2 separate regions of the Homo sapiens genome follow, and region 1 is linked to region 2. Evidence: chromatin contacts called from ENCODE Hi-C or POLR2A ChIA-PET data. All regions are on one chromosome and are shown on one strand. Each heading gives the region's core, a stretch centred on a gene start or an enhancer-like site at or near the end of the contact. The rest is flanking DNA. Distances are from core to core; before and after follow the strand shown.

The links. A loop is a pair of places that touch in the nucleus more often than their neighbours do. ChIA-PET counts read pairs that join two places held with the same protein, here RNA polymerase II (POLR2A). Pooled maps may share reads with other maps.
Region 1: a map of ascending aorta shows a loop between it and region 2 (2.2-fold over the local background). The contact joins two enhancer-like sites. A Hi-C loop is called at or near these places in 2 of 168 maps with a recorded cell type or tissue (IMR-90 and ascending aorta) and 4 of 50 pooled maps. POLR2A ChIA-PET finds 5 or more read pairs at or near these places in 1 of 52 experiments (OCI-LY7).

What each region holds. Positions count from the first base shown.
Region 1 is chr2:67,664,110-67,670,908 of GRCh38, reverse strand. No RefSeq gene overlaps it. Among named protein-coding and RNA genes, the nearest start is that of LINC02831, 100 kb to the right of the region's middle. Within about 2 kb of position 4,333, at least 8 of the 41 ENCODE cell types and tissues checked have a DNase peak (open chromatin) inside an H3K27ac peak, as active enhancers do; they include ascending aorta, where a contact is called at or near this core.
Region 2 is chr2:66,835,644-66,842,300 of GRCh38, reverse strand. No RefSeq gene overlaps it. Among named protein-coding and RNA genes, the nearest start is that of LINC01799, 65 kb to the left of the region's middle. Within about 2 kb of position 1,525, at least 6 of the 41 ENCODE cell types and tissues checked have a DNase peak (open chromatin) inside an H3K27ac peak, as active enhancers do; they include ascending aorta, where a contact is called at or near this core.

The DNA of each region.
Region 1 (6,799 bases), core at 3,084-5,583, 830 kb before region 2:
ATGGTAACCCAAGAGTGGCTCGTGCATCATCCGCAATTGATATCATGTCACCTCTGCAGGACCGCGCCTGCCTTTCCCTTTCTAGTTTTGCAACAGCTTCGTGAGAAGGCTGCTGAGATCCCTTCCATCATGTCCCTTCAGGCTCAGGGCAGATGCCATTTCTGCCCCTGGAGTTTTCTGAGGCTTGGGAACATTGCAATGTCTTGATGGCTGGCTCTGCTATTGATCTTGATTTCCTTAATCATTTCTCCATCCTCCTTCTGAAAATTTATGCCTGTTTCTGGCTTCTATACCCCCTCCCTTATCCCCATCCTTTGTGAACACTCAGGCAGGGAATTCATTTAGTTTTTTTTTTTTTTTCCTCTTCTGGCAATAAATTTTCCTGTGACCTCTTGTTTCTTATCTACTTAAAAAGTCTTATTTATTTCAACCTCTGATGCAATTTATCTTGTGTTCGTTCTCTACCTTTGCCCGTCTTACTATTTTTTTTTTACACCATCTTGAATTTCTCTGTAATAGTAGAAGCCCTTCTTGACCTAATATACCTGGTGGAGATGCCCTTCCTTGCCTCTGACCAATCTTTCCACCATCGACTTCCTCTGCCCTCATCTCCTCCCTCTCCTGTGCCTTTGGTATTTATTACCGTACCTTCCCTATTTGCTGGTAATCACTTACCTTGCTTTTCTATTTTTTCTTCTCCCTCCCGTCCTATTGCTTTATTTCACTGTCACTCTTGCCATAATTTTATTTTTTTTTTTAGCCAACTAAAACTATTCTGACGAGATGATTTGCTGCTGCTACTACCCTAGGCCCAGTTATGACACAGAAATCAGGCCCACCCATCCCTTCCTCCCTTCTCCTTGTAGAAAACAGTCAAGTTCATTCAAGTTCCTATCTGTCGTGTAAGAAATCACCCTCCTACCATATGGGATAACTTATGGCTGCAAATAAAAATTTCCCAGTGTTTGGCTGCTCACGAGTTTTCACTTCCCCAGCACAGCTTGGGTAAGCCCCAAGATGTTAAAATTCCTAGGGAGTGCGTATTTTCATGGAAATCCACTTTCTGCTTCTAGAATATTTCTTCTACTCATAGAGACTTAACTTTTCAATAACGTTATAGAATGGCACATGTTTTCTCTTCCACCCCTACTCTGACCCCTGCTTCTCCTTCTTTTTTAAGAAAGGCAGTTTTGAGTTCTCAACTTCATTTGTTTTCTTCGGTTCATGGAATAGAGGAATTTTTCTGTATAAATAAGAGCTTTAACCTCTTTCTCACTCTAACTTATAAATAACAGCTCACATTAGAATTAAAAGGCCCATTTTATTTAAGTTGACTCTGTTTCTAGGGATTTGAGTGATTGTGAGTAGGGCTACTTTCTACACAGTTTACGAAGGTAATGCCTGGCATTGCCCCAGACACAGCCACACGTGTAAAAAGCCAGGGCTTAGGAAGCTGTGGGTGCCATCTGGGGTCATATAGATAACCTGATTTTCTTCCGGAGATGTTATGGAACTGCTTTGAAATAACAGGCACTAGATAGACTTTTGTGATTTATGAATTATCCAGATAACCTCTATGATTCATTCCTCATTCCAAATTCTTTCAGAAGATAGACAGGTCTAACCATGTACTCACTTTGACCTAGCCCATGTCTCCACAGTTTGGTAGAACTAATTTTTCCAAGGACATAGTCCACACCCATTTATTAAGTCTTGACATTATTACTGTTGACTTTTATTTAAGAGATTTTCTGAATGGTGATTTCCTATGTAGTAGTTAAAGCATCCATGGCTTGTGGAAGGGAGTCAGTGGGCCTGGGTTATACCCTCAGTTCCACTCCTGGGTCACTCTAGAGTAAATGACTTAATCCTTGGTGTCTAATTCCGTGCAAGTGAAATAACATGGCCTTGGAAAGCAATAAAAAGGAAGAGCAGGGAATGGGTCAATGCTATTAGTTAAGTAGATTTACATTTATGTTAAAAAATTTAAAACCTTGACTGGTAGATTTCCAGTTGCCACTTATTTGAAAGCTGTGCTCTAAAGTTTTCTGGGGTTTGCAGCCTATGGTCATTAGGTTGATAGCTCTTACCTGTCTTAGAGTCTTACAGAGTGTTCTAGAAGCCAGGGGCTTTTAAATTTTTTGATGACATCACTTCCATTTTTTTCTGTGTCTCAATTACAAACCTTCAAAATGATCACTGTTGTAATACAATGCTGAATGATCTATTATCCTTTAAAGGATACCTTGATGATACACAATGCTGTGACATTACTTTCAATGCTTGGATCATCTTTTAAATGGTGCCTATGTGTAGCACATTGTCAGGGATATGAGGAAATTTTCCATTTCCTTCCCCAAGAAAATCACTGAACAACTCTTCCATGTTTGTAGTAGTTCATGATTATTATTATTATCATTATTTTGCAGGAAAATATTTTATTCCACAATTAAACATAGGCTTGCTATGAATATATCCCTAGGAGAAGTACCATAGATTTAAATTTAGACCAAGGCTTAAGTGACTGGTACTGGATTCTTGAGGGCAGATTTTGGATGTGGCTGTGTGGTGGAGAAACACCCTGGTTTCCTGGAAGGTGGAAGACAGACCTAGAGAAAAGGCAATGCTAAACACAGAAAGAGGACCTTCAGGAGCTGAGAGAGCTGAAAACAGATTCTTTCACCCTTCCTAGCTGGCCTCTGCCCTTGCCAAGATGTTGTTCTGAACGTCAAGCCTTCCTTGGTGTGAAATACCCTTCTCTCTCATCCAAAACCAGAGGAACGAAGCCAGCCCTGAGGCCAGGATTAAGAAGGAAGATTGTGAGGGGACACCTTTCCCTCCAGGGATGATGGCACTGACTATGCCCACTAAACTATTGGATTCCAGTGCTAAGCAGTTACAAGAAGTTAAAAGAAATAGTGACATGGATTAACAGTCTTGGATGGGGTACTAAAAACTAAAACAATTCATTGCAAAGTTCAGTGTGAGAAGGAATGAAGTATTATGTGGGGAAGGGATTGCAAATGCAGTTTCCTATATTGATGTTCTGGTTATGTTTTATAATTTGCTCATATTAGGATGGAGCAGGGAAAGAAACCCAAACCAGATGAAACTGAGATAAACACACATAATGGAAAAAGCTCTGACCCAACCACCAGGAGATTGGATTATTAGCCTTTCTCAATCACAAGCAGTTTTGTGGGTTTGGGGGCAAGTCACTTCACCTCCCCAAGCCTTCACCTTCTCATGTGAAAAGAATTACAGCAGAGCCTAGATTGCTTATTGTAGAAAGCTGATTTGAGATAAAATATGTAAAAGCATTTTGTAAACTGGAAAGTACTATTTACATATCAGGGTTTATTATTCTTTCTTAATCCTGCCAATCCACTGTCCTGTCCACCAAAAGAACAGAAAAATGTTGGCACAGGACAATTTTCACAGTTTGGAAGGAGGAGTAAGTTGTTGCCTTTGCACCCTTCACTGCTAACATCTGTCACCCCCCAGCTCTGACAGCTGCTTCCAAGTTTCCTTTATGAAAGAAACAAAACAAGATTGGGTCGGCCCCCAATTCCTACTCTACCATGCTCTGAATCTTATTAAAAAATTAACATCTCTTTTTTTTCCACATATGCTTGGAAAGAGGCCATGAAAGAAAGCTCTTGGCCATCTTTTTATCCTATTTTTCATCTGGTTTGGGTTCCTTTCCCTCCCCTAACCTGCTATTAGCAAATCATAAAAAATAACCAGAGCATCAATATAGGAAGCTGCATTTGCAATCCCTTCCCCACGTAATGCTTCATTCCTTCTCACACTAAACTGTGCAATGAACTGTTTCATTTCTCAGTACCCAATCCAAGGAAATTTCTCATTCAGTAATATTAATAATAATATATTTTTAAACCTTGACTTAAAATTACAGTAAGTGCCAAGACGCTCTAGTTGCTATTTTGTTGAAATAATATCAGGTTTCCTGTGATGCTTTACATAGCTGTCATCTCTGTGATATAATATGCCCATGATTTATTAACCTACTAAAAGTGCTGTCATTGACTTGTCATAATAAACTTTTCTTAAAATATTAAAGCCTAGAACGTTGAGCAATAGCTCAAACCAGCACAGAGGCTCTATCTGGTTGTCGATTTGGACTTGGTGGCCTGAAGTTTGCCTTTTACATCTTGGAAAGAGAAGCCCTGCCTTGGCCCCTTCCCCTTCTTACTCTCCCTCCCTCTGGACTCTTTGTCACCAAACAGTCTGGCAGAGAGCAGGGGACGGCATGTGAGGAACTCTGAACATGAAGGATGACCTCAAGCTTCAGCCCGAGGGTCAGTTCTGTGACTCTAAAGGCTTTCTGGCCTCTGTAGAGAGGAATCTAAACACAGAGATCCTCACCCAATGTGCCTTTGTGAACAGGCATTGCATCCACTTCCTTGTGGGGAGTGGTGAGGGGAGGGAGTGTTGATACTTTTTAGAAAGAGAAAAATGTCTGACCCTGGAATCTGAGTTTATTTTTCTTGGATTTGAAAGCAGGAAGGAATTTTGAATCGGGGAGTAGGCAGACACAATGGAGACACATGGAAGACCTGCAGTCAAGGCTCTGTCTCTCTTCTGGGGACCTGTACCTCTGGCCTTGCCACGTGTGTTGGCTGATCCCCTTGACTCTGGTACTGAAGGGGGATGATCCTGGTGACCTGACCACTGTTCATTAAAATGTTCATACCCAGCCAGGCACGGTGGCTCATGCTCATAATCTCAGCACTTTGGGAGGCCGAGGCGGGTGGATCACGAGGTCAGGAGATTGAGACCATCCTGGCTGACACGGTGAAACTCCATCTCTACTAAAAATACAAAAAATTAGCCGGGTGGTGGCGGGCGCCTGTAGTCCCAGCTACTCGGGAGGCTGAGGCAGCAGAAAGGCATGAACCTGGGAGGCAGAGGTTGCAGTGAGCCTAGATTGTGCCACTGCACTCCAGCCTGGGTGAAAGAGTGAGACTCCGTCTCAAAAAAAAAAAAAAAAAAGTTCATACCCTGGTGCTCATCTCCCCAGGTTTGGCAGACTGTTCCGACAAGCTTGTGAGATTCCCCCAAAATGATTCACGTGTATTTCAATTAGAGATTTGGGAGGCCTTGCTAGCTAACTTATTTATCATGAAATTAGAGCAATGAAAAAAGGTGCAAGTCTTAGATTCATAAAATCTAGGAGTGAGGTAAAGTTGGAAGGTAAGAGAAAGAGGGAGATATTGAGAGGGGAGAGGGAAAGGTAAAGAGAATTTAAGATATGTAATACACATCTTTGTACTTCAATTACACTTTAAAGTCATTTTGTCAAGTTAGAAGCATAAATATATAAGTATATTTAAATATATGGAGAATTTTTAATGATCACAAAATGATCATGTTTGGTTCATCTGGAGATGTGAAGGCCCAATCAAGACTCCAACAAAAAATGAGCATGTCTGGAAGAAAGTATGTCCAACCCAAACTTGCCTACTGACAAGTAAAAGGTCAAGGTTTGGAGTACGAGACATGAAATGTATGTACTGTAATTTCAGAAAACTAAAAATGCACTTGAGAAATACTTCTGATTTTTTTGTTATGATTTTACATTTATAGGATGATTACAAAAGGTACAAAAATTAACTTTCCTCATTCAGCTAGCTCTTTCACAACAAATGCTTGGTGTTGTCAGTGCCAATGGATCAAAATTGTCGAGGGTAGGTTCAGTTATTTTCATCCAGATTGGGATCCTAAGAAATCAGTCACTAAACCAATATCATAGAATTGCTCAGAGAATGAGATTAAAAAAGTATTTGGGGGAGAAGGGGATTTTAAATGACTCTATAAATATAACATTTGCAGTCACTATTTCTTAAAGTATGCTAGACATGGTTACCTTACCACTAATCTAGACCTTAAGCCCTTAGAGAATAGGCATGATTGACATCCGGCAGTCAGTATGATGACTGAGTTGAGGTGATGTACTAGGCACTGGGAGGAGACTTTCATTTTTCCTTTCTGTGCAGCAAATATTTATTGAGCCTGTATTATCCTCTTGGTCCTCTGTTAAACACAACCAACATAGCAGTAAACAAATCTTAAGTGTCTTCATAGCATTTACATTCTAGCAGAAAGGACTGATAAGACATATAATTTTTTTAACCTTATATTTTTAACTGCTTATATGCTAGACTGGAATAAAATGGAAAATATTTGAAACAGCACATACAAATGGTATATAACAAAAAATGCATATGTTTGGACACTTGGAACTTCTGAAGAATGGAAATAATCCACCAGCTAGAATATTCTTTTTTTTTTTTTTGAGATGGAGTTTTGCTCTTGTCATCCAGGTGGTGCAATGGCGCAATCTTGGCTTACTGCAACCTCTGCCTCCTGGGTTCAAGCAGTTCTCCTGCCTCAGCCTCCTGAGTAGCTGAGATTACAAGGGCCCGCCACCACGCCCAGCTAATTTCTGTATTTTTAGTAGAGATGGGGTTTCACCATGCTGGCCAGGCTGGTCTCAAACTCCTGACCTCAGGTGGGTGGGCGATCACCCACCTCTGCCTCCCAAAGTGCTGGGATTACAGATGTGAGCTACTGTGCCCGGCTAGAATATTCTTAAGAGATGAAGGAGATTGAGAAGGAAAGAGGCAATGAGGCCTTGACAAGAAGAACCATAGCGGGAAGGAATAAAAATGAAGTGGTCTGTGTCCTTTTCCTACTCAGCAGGTCTAGTTCAGTGCCAAGGACTCGATGGGTATTCTACAGGGGTGGCAGCCTCCCCTGCTCCTCCTTGAGCTGC
Region 2 (6,657 bases), core at 276-2,775:
AAAACTGAACTTTGCAGAAAGTCAGCAAATTAACCATCTGAAAATAGAGATGAGCATCAACAGTAATAAAAGATTAGATTTAGCTAAAATGCTTAGACAAATCAGGCATTAGCATTAGGAAATATTTAAAGCTAGCTTTGCTGAAAATGGAGAATATTAAGTATTATGAGAGCATTAGCTTCTCTAATGAGAAAAAACTAGATGCTTGGCGATTAGAGATTTTAAAAACTAGAAAATCAGGTTTATCAAAATCAAAATTACCCAGAGCCTAAATTATATCAGAGCCTCTAACAATGAATGGTGTTTTCAAGTGATATAGAAATATTTGGTACTCATTCTATTTCCATTACTGAGCTTGTAAACAAATTTGAGATTCCCTCCTTTAGCCTTGCCTAAATATAAACTATATATTTATTTTGGTGACAAAATACCTGAATAGCTATAAAAGTATTACAATCATCTACAAGACCAGGGCTAGATCAGGCCTGCAGAGGCGCTAAGCACAGAAACGCTTAAGGCCCCACCTTTCCCTCCTGCTGTGCATTTAAAATAAAAACACCAGTCTTAAATCACAAAACTAATATGTGTGCTACAACTAAAACATCTTCTCTCAGATTTACTCATTTTGGAATTCTAATATGTTTCTCAAAGGTGAGCGTTTCTCTTTCACATGAGTGAGTGGGCTCGCTTCCATGTGCTTTCCGGGTACCCTAAGTGAAGTCCGCTCTTCGGCGACTCCGCACTTTGAAAAAAAAAGCCTTGAAATGAAAGCAGTATAAGTTAATATCATCATCCAGGCTTTAAGAAGAAGAATATTTTGTCGGTTTTTGTTTTGTTTGATTCTTTGCTTTGTTTTTTAGTCTGTAGGTCAATCCGTAAATATCTACATCCCAATGCAACCTCATGAAGTACAAGTGTGAGATCGTACTGTAATTTAAGCATCTAGGAAACCCAAGCTTTCATCTGAAAAATTGCAATAACAAATGCAAAGATCCAGCACTTCCTTTGGATTGTTTAGTTAATTGTCATTCTTCCCCACTTCTACTGAAAATATACACCTAAGTCTAGAAAAGAAGAAATTTTGAGTAACAAGGCAGTGTGTTCAGACTCAGGGGGCCACTTTTCATTACGTACGGGACTTTTTTATGATCTACTTTCTACTTTTCTAAAGCTCCATTCAATCAATAAACATGGCTAGTGAGAGTAATAATTGTTTCTATTTATGCGACACTAAGTACTCATCAGTCTCTTATTTATGTTGTCTTAACTTCTTAAACTCTTCCAACTATTCTGTACAGTAGGTACTATTTTTAATCCTCATTTTCTAAGTGAGAAAACTGAAGTTTAGAGAGCGTAAGAAACTTATCCTGGTTAATGGTATAGCTGGGATTTGAACCTAGAAAGACTTCAGAACTGCTGACAAGGATTAGCGAAAGCAAACGTACTTTGAGTGTTCTGAATTACTTACTTTAAAATATTCTGTGTAAGCCAAGATTGCGAAATGTCCCTATTCTAGATTGTGTAAGAAAAAATAACTACTCCTATTAAAGAATAGAATTTCTCCTTCTAGCTTTAAGTTCATAGCTTGTTGTTTCATTTTCTCCATTATCAAGGAAATAGAGTAAAAAAAGTACTTATTGTGCAGCATGCGGGTCCTTGTTTGAATCTACTTGCCCTTCTTCCTTACTGAAAACCAGACTAAACATTTCTGAATGTCTGCATTTAAAAATTTCCAACAGTAATGAATCGACTGTACTTGGGTTGCTCTAGCCGGATCCCCTCACTGTTAGCAGGTCTAACCTTCTACTGATATAATTGCATCACCACACTCATGGCCTTTCTGGTCCTTTCCTTGGATTTTCCAATATAATTAAAGTCCATGTAAAGCACTGGCTGTTCTTAAAATTGTTGTTGGAAGACTGGCAAGAAGGCAACGAACTCTCAAGGCATCATATCTTAAAGGAACCTATAAATGAAATAGGTCAAGGATGAGGCACGTAAGTGGCTGGGAAAAAAAAAAATCTCCGTTTAGTTTATACAACTTCAGCTTCCCTGTCTGTCCAGATTCCATATAAGGAATAGCAACTTTTTGAGCCAGCAGGCCTGGACATATTTCTTGGCCTTATAACTCACAGTTCTAGACATTCCAAGGTAGAGGGTCATTCAAACTGAGTTGTAATTTCTTGTGTATATTTATTTCCAAAGTATCTAATGCATAGTTTCCCAGTGAAATCATAGATGAAGGCTAGGGGAATGCTAACTGGGTTGTTTTTCAAGCGTGCCTACAAGAGGCAGTCTAAAAGAACTGCTCTGAGCTTATCAAGCAGAAGTGCCAGATGAGAGCTGGACCACCATAGCAGGAGCTCTCACACCACTTTGCAGTTCACCTGAACTCCAGCTTTGTCTGGGAGATGATATAAGAAGAGAAGAAGGAGAAAAGACATTCATGAGATTTAAGGAATAAATTCCCCTATTGTCACTAGTAGAGTGACATGCATAACACACTAACCAGGTTGATAGGGTAGTGTGATAGAGTCCAACAAGAATGTGCTGGGAGGTCAACCATCGGTATTTAGGTGTCTCTTCCAAATCCCAACCACTTATCAGCAGAGCAGTCCTGAGCACACAAATGGCAACTTAGTGCTTGGATTGCCTTGTGTGTGAAAACAAGTGGGACAGAGGAAGATGGCAGCACATTCTCTTTGCATCTGACAGTCACCAAAAATTAGAAGTCAAATTTTTCATATTTGAGTTTTTTTTTGTACTTGCAAAGTGAACAAATAGTATATTTAGTTTTACATCTTTAGGTGAAAATTAGGAAGGCAGGACAGATAATAAAATGAGCACAGTTTTTAAAAAGATCTAGAGTTGATCGTTATTAACTTTAAGATAATGAGAATAGTTTAATCAAAAGCATTTCTTAAACTTTCTTATAAATACTGAATTATCTGAGAAAAAGTTAAGTTACCCTCTAGTCATTCAACAAATATTTTTTGTTGTCTGTTAGTTCATTCATTCAGGCTTTACTGAACAGATGCACTTCTTGGTACTTGCAATATATCCATGAATAAAAGAGATGGATCCAGGCCCTCCTGGATTACATTCTCCTGGGGCTGGGGGGAGGCTCAATAAACAATAAAGATAATAAATGAGAAAGTTCTTCTACAAGCTAAAACATGTTATGTGCTAGGGAAGAAAGAGAAAATTTAGTAGGCTAAGGGAGTCAAGAGTTAGGAAGCTGGAGTTGGGGACTAAGGTAGCTTGTCTTCTTAAATAAAGCGATGAGGGGCCAGGCAGGATGGCTCATGCCTATAATCTCATCATTTTGGGAGGCTGAAGCTGGCAGCTTCCTCGAGCTCAGGAGTTCAATACCAGCCTGGGCAACATAGTGAAACCCCTTCTCTACAAAAAATACAAAAATTAGTCAGGCGTGGTAATGTGCTCCTGTGGTCCCGGTTACTCAGGAGGCTGAGGTGGGAGGATCACTTGAACCCAAGAGGTTGAGGTTGTAGTGAGTTGAGATCATACCACTGCACTCCAGCCTGAGCAACAGAGAAAGACCCTATATCAAAAAATAAAATAAAAAGTGGTGACAGTAGACCTCATTGAGAAGATGACTGACATTTCAGCTAAGATTTCTAGGAGTGAAGATGTGAGCTATGCAGATATCTGGAGAGGAGCAGTATGTGTTCAAAGAAAGGCAGATACCTCTAAGAACTGAGGCTCATTGCCCCAAGGAACATGAGAGGTCATCATAGGAATTTTCCCAGAGGAGAGTCACAACCTGTTTCTAAATTCACAAGTTGTACTAAAATCCATAAAGATTTTCTTTATGTTTATTAATGTATTTATTGTACTGCTTAGTGAACTCCCAGATAATTGGGAGTACATATATGTACTCAATATTATAGCTATGTACACATATGTACCCAATATTATAGCTACAATATATTCATATTATAGCTGTGCATTAAATATATCAATTTAACTTTACAGTTAAAATAAGTATGTATGTAAGTACAGTCTCCTATTCTAACTAATGCTCCCAAACCACCATCAGGCACTGAGTGTTGGTGTTCTAGTTGGGAGAATGGAAAAGTGTTATTCTATATAAATGTATTCACCCATTAACCATGAAGCGTAACTCAAGCATTTGTAGAATTTAATTCTACTGGCATTTATTCAGTGCTCACTTCTGTGCCAGAATATATGTTAGGCAAAATTGGGAATGAGGAGGCCCCAGTGGGGAGGAGTACAAAGCACAGAGTTTGGTCACTTAATCTTGACCAAATTCACCTTCTCATTTTCAAAATAAAAAGAGAATATCTTCTATTGCTCAAAGTTTTGGTGGGGATTAAATCAGGAAAGGCATCATCTACCTACAATAGTGTTGGTCACATATTTTGTATTCACATAACAAATACTGCTTATCTCTCCCCTGAATTAAATAAAGATGTTATTATTTTTAAATTAACTAAGATGAAGCCAAGGGGGAATATCAAGTTTGCTCCTGGAGAAGTTTCCCATCAGTGTACAATCAGCAGAAGATAATTTTTTTAAAATAGGATTTTAAAATCCCATTTTGCGGATATAAAGAGTACGTATACATAATGGAGTACTATTCAGTCATTAAAAAAAACTGAGATTCTGTCATTCGCAACAACATGGATGGAAATGGAGGTCATTATGATAAGTGAAATAAGCCAGGTATGGAGAGACAAACTTACATGTTCTCACTTATTTGTGGGAACTAAAATTTAAAACAATTGAACTCATGAAGACAGAGTAGAATGATGGTTACCAGAGACACGGAAGGTTAGTTGGGGGTCAGGGAATGCAGGGAAGTGGGGATGGTTAATGGGTACAAAAATATAGTTAGAAAGAGTGAATAAGACCTAGTGTTCAGTAGCACAATAAGGCAACTGTAGTTAACAATAATTTGTTGTGAATTTCAAAATAAAAGAATGAAACTGGAACATTCATAGCACAAAGAAAGAATAAATGCTTGAGGTGATGGATACCTCATTTACCCTGATGTGACTATTACTCATTGTGAACATCTCATTTACCTCATAAATATATACATCTACTATGTACCCCCAAATTAAAAATTTAAAAAACACAACAACAACAACAAAATAACCTGGCATTTGAAAGCTTGGTTTCAGCCACTTCATTTTTGCTGTTACATTGATAAAATTACGTAACCCACTGAAGGTTAGATACCAGTGCCTGGCATGTATGAAAAAATGCTTAGAAATGACAATTGCTATTGCTCATTGACTGCTTTGTGCCAGGAACTGCTCTAAGAACTTTATATTGTATGAACTCATTTAATAACCAAAGTCACTACAAGGGAGGACCTACTATCACCCCATTTTACAGATAAAATACTGAGACACAAAACAGTTAAGTGATTTGCCCACAATCACAATGCAGTAGTTCTAGAACCTATACTCTTAATTATTTAGTTAATAAATTACTTAATTACTTCTTTACCTTCTCTCATTCCTCTCCTTTTTCTCTTTCTTCTCCTTCCCTTCCTGTCCCTCTTCTTCCCCCATTTCTCCATCTTTTCCCTCTTATTTCCTTCCCTCTTCTCTTCTTTTTTCTTTTGGTGAAAGTTGAAATAGGGGCTGGGGTATGGTAAGTCTGGGACTGGGACGTATGGTCTGAGACGACCACTTGCAAAGTCATGAATTAAGAAAATTTTCCCTTTGACTATCTCACTCTCTTCCTCAGTTTCCGATGCTCTCATGCGTCCCCTCCCAGCATCTCCTACATTTCCTATTGGCAGGGACTTGCTTTCATCTCTGCAAACTGTTAATTATATCCATCTGAGATACTCTCAAAAGCCAAGGCATTAAACATCTGGGATTTGAGATGGAGAACAATCTAGCACAAACTGAGGTAGAGATATATTTAGGTGCAGAGGATTCTCAAAGTTCTATCACAGAAAGCAGCTACTGCCACCTTCTAGTAAGGTCAACCCAGAACAGGAGGAGCGATAAAAGGGACAGCACAACAGTTGCTCTGGACCCCTGAACACTGGGCCCCTGGCCACTCAGAGACCTAGCCTTGAAATTTAGGGTTGGGTGCCATATTATCAGCTCAGCCACAATGCAATCCACTTTCTACATGTGTCTGGCTGCTCCACCCACCACTTCCACCCTCCAACCTCACCCTCACGTTGCAAGGCCTGCAGGATCCAAGCTAAGAATTCTAGCTTAGACAGATCTATAAGAGGGCTGCTTTGCCTGAAAGCAAGGATCCACTGGAGTCTGGAGTACAATAGCTATAATACCCAATTAGCTGGGAGTTCATTTAGCAAACACAGTTCCCTTTATTTGATGTACTTTCAGTGTTGCTTATGAGCTATATTCTACTTAAGAGTATGAACTCACCAATTATTTGCCTAGCATTATGAATCATTTATCTAGTCAATCTAATATTCTTCCCTTATGCATCTTAATACCTCAATTAACTATTATGAGTCATTTGTTATTTGTATACCAGAAAACTGCTTTCCAAGCGATTACTTATTGGTCATAATCAATTAGGGAAGTTTTTAGACTATGGCTGTTTTATATAAATACACTGGTAAAGTTCAGCTCCTATGATTTCTGACAATTAAATTGTTCTGTCACTTGGGGACTC